2 separate regions of the Mus musculus genome follow, and region 1 is linked to region 2. Evidence: chromatin contacts called from ENCODE POLR2A ChIA-PET data. All regions are on one chromosome and are shown on one strand. The core of a region is the stretch at or near the end of the contact, and the rest is flanking DNA. Distances in the headings are between cores, read along the strand shown. Region 1 holds the start of Kdm8 (lysine (K)-specific demethylase 8). Region 2 holds the start of Nsmce1 (NSE1 homolog, SMC5-SMC6 complex component).

What was found. ChIA-PET counts read pairs that join two places held with the same protein, here RNA polymerase II (POLR2A).
Region 1: POLR2A ChIA-PET joins it to region 2 with 19 read pairs in embryonic stem cell. The contact joins the promoter of Kdm8 here to the promoter of Nsmce1 in region 2. POLR2A ChIA-PET finds 5 or more read pairs at or near these places in 4 of 5 experiments (Patski and embryonic stem cell).

Annotation. Positions count from the first base shown.
Region 1 is chr7:125,441,079-125,447,192 of GRCm38, reverse strand. It overlaps Kdm8 (lysine (K)-specific demethylase 8), which reads right to left and starts at 2,573. Exons shown (of 8, transcript NM_029842.5): 1 at 2,401-2,573.
Region 2 is chr7:125,489,958-125,496,061 of GRCm38, reverse strand. Nsmce1 (NSE1 homolog, SMC5-SMC6 complex component) reads left to right here and starts at 4,619. Exons shown (of 8, transcript NM_026330.4): 1 at 4,619-4,649.

The DNA.
Region 1 (6,114 bases), core at 1,324-3,823, 47 kb after region 2:
CTGTACTGTTCAAGAAATACAGAGTGAAGCCCTTTGTGAGGGATGGATAGTCACACAACACACCCAGAGACAGAGGCAGTCACATACAAGACAGACAGGCACGCATAGAACAGTCAGACACAGGGCTAAAACAATTCAATAGACGGCCTTCAGGACGGCACTGATCCAGACTAGTGCAACAGACAGACAGAGGACAAGACACAGGGAGCATGACAGAGAACTCAGATCTGGACTCACTCTTGGTTAAGTGACTGGAAGGGGAAGTTCTTTTCCTTCCTTGACACTGACATATTTTTGGTAACTCAGGTGTAATAGCTGTGGTGGTTTGAAAATGCTTGGCCCAGGGAGTGGCACTATTAGGAGGTGTGGCCTTGTTGGAGAAAGTGTGTCACTGTGGGGGTGGGTTTTGAGACCTTCCTCCCAGCCATGTGGGAGACAGTTTGTTCCTGGCTTCCTTTCGATGAAGATGTAGAACTCTTGTCTCCTCCAGCACCATGTATGTCTGTATTCGACCATGCTTCCGGCCATGATGATAATGGACTGAACCTCTGAACCTGTAAACCAGCCCCAAGTAAAACCAGCCCCAAGTGCTGTCCTTTATAAAAGTTGCCTTGGTCATGGTCTCTTCACAGCAATGGAAACCCTAACTAAGACAGTAGCTAACAGGTACAATCCATGCGCCAGGTGAAGGCACATTTTGCCTTGGCTTTACAGCCAATGTGTCAAGGTTTCTTTATAAGAGCTCCAGGATTCAGCAGTTGTCCACTGTAGGATCCTAGGCTCCATGAATGTTTCCAGAGGAGCTGGTCTGATGTGGGCCCAAAGCAACAGTCTTCACACAACCAGAAGCTTGAACAGGCCTTCCAGTGTATACTGCCTGGACTGCCTTTCTCTATGGCCTCAAGCCCAGGTTTCAAGTCAACCCCCCAGTGCTCCCACACAACCCGGTCTGACACAGATAGGACCAGACTAAGTGGCCCTGTAACCTGGCTATAAGTATGGCCTGGCTTCCTATACCCTCTCCCCGAATTGCCTCTTAGAAAAGGCAGTATTAACCAAAAGGCCTGCCACAGAAGGGAGCAACTGTTGGTTTATAAACCAGTCTTTAACAGTGTACCCACACTAGCCTCTAAATTGGCTTCCCAGAGTACCATATAAAAGTTTATTGTGAGATGTATAAATAGGCTTCCAATAGTCAGGTATAGATGGCCTAACTGTGGAATTCACCACCTAAACCAGGAGACTATAAATTTAAGAGCCTAGACAAACAAAACCGGGGGTTATTGTTGGTAAAATGACACCCACAATCACCCAAACACAGGCCACATGTACCAGCCTCAATGGCCTCATATGTTCCAGTATAAGTTTCTCTCCCACAGTGCAACAGTTAATAGGCCTTAAAGACATCTTGCCGGCCATTGCTTTGCTTTTGAAGTTGGTAGGGGCTGTGTCTTTGCTTGCAAGGTGGCCTTCTGGTATTCTACATTCACGTGTCAGGCAAAAGGCACTGCTTTCAAGTAATGGCCAGGTGCGGGTTGCACAAAACGTTTCTCTGTAGCCTTAATTCTAAAAGGTCTTTAAATAAAGGCCCATTTGTTGGTGTACAAAACGACGCTTTTTGCGAAAGGATGTCACCCAAAGGGTGCAGGATCTAATCTGTGTGGTTCTATCTGGGCTTCCTAAGTGAACTAAGCTGCTCACACCAAAACCAAAGGAGCCAAAAACGGGGCCGAACGGAATCAAGCCTCGCTTCCTAAGTGCACTTTTTGGGGATGCATTACAGAAACCGGTTTTGGTTGCTAAGCGGGATGCTGGATGCCTTAGCATGAACAACAGTCTAGGGAAAGCACGTGCAGTCCTTCTCTCAAAGTACCCGGCTGCTCACGCCCTTCTGGACAGTCTGGATTGGAGGGCTGGCTAAGTGGCCTAAGAGAAGACGCCCCGACTCCCAGGAAGTCTTTGGTTGTTGCTGTGGACCTCTGTCCGCTTACGGGGGACAGGCGGACTTGGGCGAACGGGTTCGAGGATGGAGATTGGAAACAGGTAGCAGTGGCCGCAGCCATGCCTTCCGGACAGACGGCGCAGGCGTGGTTATGTGGGCCGGTCTCGCCACTAAACCTATCCTCACACTTGAACCACTAACCGAAGCCTAAAAGGGAAGGGCACGACAGTTGCACGCATGCGCTATTTGACATCCCTAGCAGCTCCTTCAACTGTTTGTGGGGAGCAGATAGCTACTACGCACGCGGCTTTTCAAGCAGCTCCCAGGCCTCCCAAGGCGCCTGCGTGAAACCGTCCCGGCTCGCCCGCGCCGGGCTTTAGCATGGCGCCTGCGCAATCCGTCCTTCACGGCCAGGCTGCAAGTCTAAGCAACTGCAGCTGCCTGGAGCTCCAACTAACCTCTCTGGCGCTTGGACTTGTTTGTGTCTCTCGTTGCTGGCGACGACTGGTTCCGTCCGGGCGAAGATTCTTCGGCTGGCTTTATCACCGACTACACCGAGAGCATCGATCACTTCTGACTCGGCTGATCGCGACGGGTGCCTAGAGGAACGCGGAGCAATCGATGCCAGGCCCCGCCCTCCTCCGGTTCAAAGACTTGGGAGGCTTGAGCTTTCTTTTCCGGGTCATACCTTGCAGAGCAGTTTGTCACTTGCGACTACCCAATCCTTCCAACTCAGATAATGAGTTCTCCCTATTTTACAGAGTAGGAAGCCGAGGTGGAAGAAAAATAGCCACATGATTTTAGAAGTCACGTATATAATTTGAGCCCACAAGTACTGCTTGCAGGACTGGTTTCCGTGAGTTGGCCTATGGTTTCTTTGCAGAGACAGACTATGTGGAGTGGTGTGGCAGTCAGTTCGAGTTTTGAGTTTCGAGCATTCTCTCCCGGTTGACTCCAGAGGTGCCTGGAGCAGCAGCAGCAAACGATTCCCTGCAGCGATCTGCTAGCCTTGGATTTGGAGTGTGACTTCTACTGGTCAGCAGGGATTGAGTCGGGATGTGGCACTCCTCAGTTTTCGTTTTCTCAGGAACACTGAATCGGTTGCTGCCACACCACTCCACACAGCCTGTCTCTGCAAGGAAAACATCCTTCCAATAGGACTTAGACAGAACTCCAGGATATCCCTTCATTCTCTGTGACAGGCCAGCATTCCAAAGTTCCATGCTTGGTCTTTTGTTTGTTTGTTTGTTTGTTTTTAGGGTGTGTGTGTGTGTGTGTGTGTGTGTGTGTGAGACAGGGTTTCTCTGTATAGCCCAGGCTGTCTTGGAACTCACTTTATAGACCAGGCTGGCCTCGAACTCAGAAATCCGTCTGCCTCTGCCTCCAGAGTGCTGGGATTGAAGGCATGCGCCACCACACCTAACTCATGCTTGGTTTAATAAGTGATTAATCGAACTACTTGTCCCCACTTATCAACAAAATGCTGGACAGCCAAATTAGGTGCCTGCATGTTGGTCCCCATGCAGCTGTGCACAGGCTGACACCCGGGGTGTAGTAGCTCTGACCTGCTATATTAGCAGGCCACCCTTCTATTTTATTTCCTGAATTTTCTAGCTTTGGATTTCTTTCCTGTGAAAGAAAAGCTCTAACTGGGAAGATGAGCAGTCGTTTAAGTGCTTGCTTTGCAAGTGTGAGGGCCTGGCTGTAAATTCTCAGTAAAAAGTCAAGTGCAGGGGCAAGCACCTGCAGTTCCAGAACTGGGGAGGCAGAGACAGGAGGGTCCCCAGGGTTTCTGTCCTGTCAGCCCAGCAGAGTCAGTGAGATCAAGGTTCAGTGAGAGATGCTTGTTTGGTTTTGAACCCCAGGACAAGGGACTCGGGTGCATATTTTACACACCAAAGCAGACCTGGCCTCCAGGTTCTCCCAGAATCCCTCAGTCCCTACCTGGCATACCCTGCTCCCAACCCTGAACTTTCTAGCGTGGGGGCTGGACTGCCCTTCCCCCCAGAAGCTCTTCTTCCCTATATAATCCAGACATTTTGGTCTCTCTCTTCACTCTGTGTGTGGGGCCCCTTTCTCTCTTTCTCCCTCCCTCCCTTCACTCTTCCCCTCCCTGTAACAACCCCCCGCCCACTACCCATGGCTCAACTTCCCTGGACTTGGGGCCAGTGAGCTTGCCCACCCAAGAACAGTTTTTCCAATAAACCTGCCTTTAATACAATCTAATCTGGCTTAAGTTGTCTCATTTCAGTGGTGGTGGCTTATCAACATTGTCTGAAAATGAGATGGAGAGCAATTTGGGAAGATACCCACCATTGACCTCTGACTTCCATATGTCCTTTCCCCCAGCCCCTTCTCTGTCAGCTCTTCTTGTTTAGTCTTCAGGGCACTTGCAGACTTTCTGACCACAAGCTCTCTACTACAATGATAAGCTATGGTCTTTTTTTTTTTCTCTTTTCGAATATATATATATATATATTTAAAGCTCTCTTTACTAAGTCAGAATTTGATCTTTATGTGACAGTGGAAGAGAGTTTGCTACAGAGATACTGTGGTAGGGTGGACGTTAGTTTCTGAGTTGTCCAAACAGATCCCGTAGCAATTGCCAAAGGAGACTTGAACCCAGAAACTGCAGTTACAAAAACCCTCTTGCACAGTGTTCGGGGATGGGATTTAGGCAGCAGTCTGTGGCCTGGAGTGCTGCCAGCCAGAGAGACAAACACTGCTTTGTCAGCTTGCTTATCTGTGTCTTTTGTTTAGTGCTGGGGATAGAACCCAGGGCCTTACACATATTAACACACTCTCCCACTGAACTACCGCCCCCAGCTTTGTTTGTGTATTCAAAACCAGCCTGTTATTATGAGTTATAGGCACAAAGGAAATGTTTCCTTAAAAGAAGTGTAATTTTTCATCACTGTAGGGGTTTTGCCTCCTGTCATCTCCTTGCCACCACCCGCTCTGATCCTAGTGGCTTTGGAAGTGGCCATTAAGCTGGCAGACCCATTTGAGAGCCATGAAAGGCACCAAGCAAACAAAAGGAATCATTTGTGCCCATATTTGTGATTTTTCTCCATTAGATCTGAAGCCTATAATTTAAATATCTCCAAGTGCTCTGGGAACATTTGTGGCTTAATTATGAAATTTATTTTAAATACACAAACAAGACTCTAAACTCAAAAACAACATTTAGTGTGACTGCGGGAGAGATGTTTAATGCACTTCAGTTGCTCAAAGAGGAGAGTGGAGACCTTCCGGTTTTTGTCTCTTGCCTTGTGTGTGATGGTCACTTATTATGCTGTGTTCTTGTTCCAGTTACATCACTGTCTCAGCAAAGAGCTGGTGAGTGAGCCTACAGTAGTAACCTCAGCAAGGCACAAAGATGTTAGGATGTCCAAACAGAAGTGGCTTTGGATGTAAGACCAACAGTAAAAGCTCAGACACAGGGCTAGGCTGGCTGAGGGCTTTACTGTCATCTTCCTCCTCCATGGAATGAACATAATATCTCCAAGAAAAGACAGCTGGGCATTCCAAGTAGGCCTGGGAACGCTCATGAGACAATATTTTTCTTAGTGAGCATAAGGGCCTGCATTCCATCCCCAGCACCACAAACAAGAACAAACACAAGTCAGAAAGTAAATTTTTATGAACCATGGCAGAAACCCCTGGGGGTTGTTTGGCATCTGGTAAGACTGGACCTATGTTTAAATGGTGTAGTCATATCTCAGCTACTCCCATAAAGTCTACTTGCCTCTGAACAGACTGTTTCCAGGCATATTCCTCTATGGTGGCCCTGGTGCTTCTGTTTGCTCAGCATTTCAAGGGAAAATAGAGGACCTGTTTCCCAAGAGTTCTAGCAAAAACACTTTGAGAAGAAATTGCTTTGACAAAAGTGACACACATCACAGTGGTTATGGTGCGGTGACTGGCTGAGACTGCACATACGGATATGCTTAACTGACAGCAAGGCTGGATAGGTCCACATGAAGGAATTGTGGGACTCCTGCTTAGAGCAAGGGAGCAGGTGTTAAGAAGGCTAAATTTACTGTTGAATTTATGTTACAATATATAGTGGGTTGAGTGCAAGTCCCCTAAGTCTTGGAGGCTATCTGTAGACCCAAGTGACTCTATGTAATCCTGCCCCCAAGTTATTTCTGATAACTTGGTAAATGAAG
Region 2 (6,104 bases), core at 3,370-5,869:
TCCATAACTTCATTTTGTACCCATTTCTGCTTTTCTATTATTATGCCCTTCCTTCTGCTTTCTCTGTTTAGCTGACATTTTCCTGCCGATTAACTGTGTAACTTAGCCCATGATAATGTCCGTTGGCTTGAATTCCTGGTCTGCTGGAACCCAGGCTGCCCGGCCACCCCAGCTCTGACCCTCATTTCCCTTCTAATTTCTGTGTCTTGGGTCCGCAGACTGCTCTGCCAGTGTCACACACTCCCTCCTGAGTGTTCAGTAATTTCCATACTGCTTTTCTTGTTAACCTGCATGTATTTCCCAGTTACCAGATAGGCTATTTTTCTGTTTTTTAAAGACAGTACGACAAAAACACTTTTCCAGAAGGGCCACAAAGATGGACACAGCAAGCACCTGCGTGCACATTGCCTCATGCATCACTTAGCTTCAGAAAGGAAACTCAAATGAATACTTAGAATTTTAAATTTTATTTTTTTGCAAATAGGTGCGTACAGTAAAAGAGAAAAAAGAAAAAAAAATCGCCTGACTTCCTGGCCCCTTCCTCGGAAGCAGCTGCCCTGACTGACTTTAGGTGCAGTTTGCACAAGGGCTTCTGGCCTGGCCTATTGTTGACTTCCAGTCTCACTGTGCTGTGGCTCGCAGAGTGTGATCTGAAGATTCTCTGGAAGTGGTCAAAGCTCTGAGGCCCGGTACACAGTCAGCTTCTGTACCTATTCCAGGAATATCTGAGAAGAGCAGATGCCATCAAAGCCCTTTCTCAACACTCCAAACTTAAAATCACCTCCTCTCTGACCCCTTCCATTGTCTTCTGGCAAATGACCCACCTGCTCAGTGTGACCTTCCTCTTCAGCTCAGGCCTTGACCACCTACCTCAGCCTCTTCTCTCCTCCTACTTCAACCTCCTCTGGTGTCTCACCAGCACTTTTTTATTTTTATATGTGAGTGAAGTTTTCTGACTTTCCTTGGGAGCATTTGAGCTGAAATGTTGTCGTGAGTGGATAGTCAGTGCTTGGCATATCAAAGTGGTAAACACAGAGCCAAAAGGAGACTTCATGTCTTCACTACTGGAGTGACATGTGTCCTGTGGGGAACCTGTTCTCCCTAGTGGACCCTAGTCATTTCTCATGTTTGTTCCTATTGCAAGGTGTTGGATGTGGGCTGAAGAGAGCCACTGAGGCAAACTGTTGAGAGTATGTAGCTTATTAGAAGAGTTATTAATGCCATGGACAGACAGACATACAGCATGGAAGGGCTCTGAAGTGAGGCGTTAAGAGCCCACACAGCAGCAGCAGTAATTCTTTTCTGAGGACGGGCGTGGTTTTACAGTACAAGCCTGCAGCTTTGATCTCTGATTCCAACTCCAATGCTCTCTTTAAGGTAAATTCATGTCCCTGGGTGAGAAATCCTGGCAGCTGGAAGTGTGTTACACTCAAAAGGCCATGTCTCAGGAGGTGCCTGTGCTAGGTAGGGGAAGGACTGCTGCCAGGTGACTGGATTTCAACACTGCCTTCTCAGGCCCACTGAGCCAGTTCATCTCACTGAACCCTCCGACTGACTTAGCCTCTTCATTCTCTATTGCCAGAACTTTCCTGTGGCCTGGGTTGAAGAGAAATATCCCCTGTCCTCTGCTTTCTGTCATAGCCACAGAGCATCACTTCAAGGCAGCGCCCTGCAGGGGCTTTACAGGGAGTGAGCTGCACAGGCCCCAAAGGGCACTTTAAGGTGACTCCAGATTAGCTTTGCCTCTGGGCTCAGCTAGCCTTTGCTTCTGCGGTCATGGTGCCAAACCTTGCCTCTCTTCTGCACTTATCCCGATGTTCCCGATGTGTGTTCTAAATCTTCTAGCTCTGTCCTCTCACCCTCCTCCCTGGCATTTCCTCAGCATCACTAGACAGCATCAGACTCCTTTATAGAGAAAATAGAAAGCATCATGGCAGAGGAAATAGAAGACATTGAGGCCCCAATGTCTCTATTCCAGCTGGCTACTGAGTTTTCAAGGCTTCCCTTTCTACACCGCACTTCCTAAGAGAACGCTCAGCTGCCCCTGCTTCGATGCCTCACTCCTTTTGGAGTCTGTTCTAGATTCCTGGCTGCCCTATGGAAATGGCTGTCCTGTACATTGTTGTCTTTGGGGCCTCTACTTCTTTCCTTGGGCCTTGGCCCCTGGGATTGCTGCTGTTCCCGGGTTCTATCTTTGCTCCTCACTTTTTCCATCTTAGACAAGAGGAAAACACATTGTCATGACAACAGAGGTGAGGCTCTCCCCAACTCCAAACAGACTCTGCCAAGGCAAAATGCTGGATATGCCAGTCTTCTGTGAGGTACCCTTACTTTGATAACATTTATTTGTGTGTGTCTGTGTGCACATGAGGACAACTTTTGGGAGTCAGTATTTCTACCATATGGGTCTAGTTGAAAAATGAGTATTTTGGTGTCACAAAACAAATATACCACCAGACGAAAGTTAGCAGCAAGGCAGTGCTTTTCTGTTAAAACGTGTGCCATGCTTGGTCAACAGATCACACGTAGCCAAACCGTCCTGTCTCATCTTCAGTTCAAGGCTGTTCCTCAAGGCTGAGGTTCAACCCCACAATCTATTCCTGATTGGCTAAGCCAAAAAGCAGTCTGAGAAGGGGCAGAGAGTTGAGGGAGAATGTAGACTCTCTTACAGGTTTAAGCAGTTCAGGGAAATCAGGTAGCAGATTACACCTGGTTCAACAAGTGTATTGGATGAACAAGGAACAAAAAGGCTTTTCAGGAGCTGGGAGCATTAGGGAAAGTGGGCTTTCAGCTTCTAAACCTGTCTGTAAGGAAAGAAACGACTGCGTCTCTCAGTTCAGGCTTGCGTGGCAAGTGTCTTCACCCACTGAGACATCCCCTTGACTTTGAATACTGACAATGGTTTGAAAGGCTTTTTAAGACTTCAGGGCAAACCAACTGTTCGAGCTTCCCATGAGGGCTGTTTTCAGAGTTTATACAAAGTTTTTTGTCATTGATAGTTCAGTTACCAAGAATTTATTATTCACCCCACCCCCAGTGGCTCACAGTTCATCTTCATAACCCTGTCCTCAGTTTGATACTATGGTTCTTTATAAATGGCCAGGATAAGGCTAGGGCTGGCGGAGTGCTTTGTCCTAGAGATGAGAGAGTTTGGGTTCAAGAACCAGGATTTGACCTTGGCCTTCCACCTCCAGAGATGAAGCTTTTAATGACCTCTGTATTGTTAGTCTCCCTACTCAGTTGAAGAGCTCTCCAGAAGATAAGAAGCTGTCCAAGACTCCAGGGGTGGTGAGAGGCCATGTATGTTTTCAGAGATTGGACTGTGCACTTCGTACGGTTGTATAATTAGTCACTTTTCCTGGGCGAGGCTGCATTTCCAGCTCTGAGACGTGCATCTGGAATTCTCGGAAAGGAAAAGCCTTGAGCAGGCAGAAGTGATTTCTTTGAAGTTACCCTTGTGGCAATTTCATCAGGCCTCACAATTCTTAGATGAGAGTGGCTAAGGCAGTACCACACCACACTTCTCGGCGGCCGTCCTAGTTTTCCCTGCACATTAGTAAAAAGTTTCTGCCCCAGGTAGTAAATGTCTCCGCTGACGTAATAAGCCAGATCATGCTGAATTAAAAATATAAAAGCAGGTTTACCGGGAGCAACTCTCGGGCAGTTTCAACGGTCTCAGAGAACGAGGCCAAAGAAGTCGCCATGAGACCCGGAGAAAAAGAGCCTAGCAAAAGAGAAACAGAAGGCAGAGCGACAGAGAAGAGAGTCCTAGGATGGCTGGGGTGGAGGCCTTTTCTCCACAACACGCACCTGGGTGAAGACTTAAGCAGCCGCTAGGTCCCTGAGAGCAGGCCAGAGGGGTCACCTGCATAGGAACAATTAGTTCTTTTAAATCTCTTATTCAGGACTGGTGTGTGTGTGTGATCGTCTCTTATGCTTTTTCCTCTGTGTGTGTGTGTGATCGTCTCTTATGCTTTTTCCTCTGTGTGTGTGTGCTGCATAGGAACAATTAGTTCTTTTAAATCTCGTATTCAGGACTGGTGTGTGTGTGTGTGTGAGATCGTCTCTTATGCTTTTTCCTCTGTGTGTGTGTGCCAGAGGTCTACGCAAGATGTGGTTCCTCGGAAGGCCTCCACTTTGTTTTTTGATACAAGGTCTCTCTTTGCCTGGGCAGCAAGCACTTTACAGATTACGCTCGCGGACCCCAGAACCGGCTGTTTTAACTCCACTTAGTAGCTCCATGAAAGGTCACCGCTCAACCAGTAGCGGCAGAGCCAAGTTTCTAGCTCAGGCCACAGGAAAACAAAAGCCATTCTTCGTCTCCAGTCTAAAGCCTGCAGTAGTTTTACTACGACACAGGCCGTGGGCCGTGGATCGTCCCGCCGTGGGTTCTCCTCCAGCGAGCGAGAGGCGGGGGCGGCGGAAGCCGTTCCGGGAAGTACGAAAACCGCGCGGGAAACCGCGTAGCTCAGAAGGCGGCTCACAGGTGCCAAGGCGCCATAGCAACAGAGCGGGCGGGGAAAACGGAAGTACTCCGCTGGTGAGCGGGAGAATGCGCGTAGCCCACCAGTAGGAGCTCCAGTCTGGCGATCTCTCCGCCCTGGAGGCGGGCTCCGATATGGCTTCCGGCGTGATCTCGCTGGTTTGCGGTACGTATGAAGGCTTTGGGGTGCTGCGGGGACCAGAGCGGGCATCTGTGGGCAACGGGATCGACCATGGGGTCGGCGCGGGCTTTGGCGCTGACGAGATATTGAAGCCCGCAAAAGGCAGGGGTTGGAACAGCTCTATAACAACATAAGTTGTTTATTTGTTAATTTAAATTTTAAAAAATTGTCTTTTCGAGACATGCTCTCACCATGTAGCCTAGGCTGACCTGGAACTCCTGTAGCTCCTGACTCCCGATCGCCTGATGGGTCAGGCGGAGAAAGTGTGCCTTGTCACTGACACTGTTTGGTGACAGCCACTTGTACCCTTCTGTTCAAAACGACCACACCCTCCCCTTGCGTGCCCCGCCTCCCCACTCCCCCCCCCCCTTTTTGTTTTGTTTGTGGAGCCAGCATTTGAAAGCCTGAGGCTAAATGTGTTCAGAATCATCCGTTTGTCCGATTTTGGAAAAGTATAGGATTCCTGTGCTCTGTGTTTTGTTGCATTTCGTACTGATAACCATAAATAACACCTCTAACCCAGACCAAGACTGGAGAAGTCTAGAGAAGGAACCTAGATCATGGTTTGTTCTGTCTGTCTGCCTATCATCTACCTACCTATCTAAGCAATCTATCTAATCATCTGTGGTTATGTTTTCTAGACAGGTTTTCTCTTTATTGCCGTGGTTGTCCTGGAATTCACTCTGTAAATTAGGTTGGCCTTGAACTCAGATCTGCCTGCCTCTATCTCCCATGTGATGAGATTAAAGGTGTACACCACCACTGCCCAGCAACCACGGTTGGGACTGGCAGTGCCTTAAAAGAAACTGCTTTTGCAGTACTGTCCGTCACTATCGCCATCACTTGTGTACCTTTGTAGCCCCAGCTCCCTCCTGGGGAACACTGTTCCTCATGAGGTTCTGGTGCGTTTCAAACCAGGCTGTGCCATCAGCGGATTAACACTGCCTAGCACAGGCCACCCATGCTGTACCCAAGCATTGCTTATTCTGTAAACGCCTTGGTTTTAAAGTCCTTTGAGTGGGCTGCACCTATCTATGGTTAATCCTCTCTGCAGAGTCCCTCATTGCAGATAGTTGCCATCCTAGCCACAAACAAGCATGGCTCCTGTGATCGGTTCCACACCCATTTTCTGACCCCTTTCCCCACATCACACCATTTGAACTTTTTCTGTACCACTCTTCTCTAATTAATATTTAAGTTGTCTTTAAGTATTTTTGTTTTGTAACATACTTATGAAGATAAAATGAACACCTCAGGTGTAGCACCACCAGATTAAGAAACGTATTATTCCATACCCCCAGCCCCCCATTGAATCTCCTCTACAAAGTTTCCCACTACTCTGAATTCTGTTTTCCTTGCTGTTGATAGGCCTCACTGAGTTGCTATGGCCCTGCCATGATCGCTGTGTACAGTTCTTTCTGTGTTTGGCATCCTTGTGAA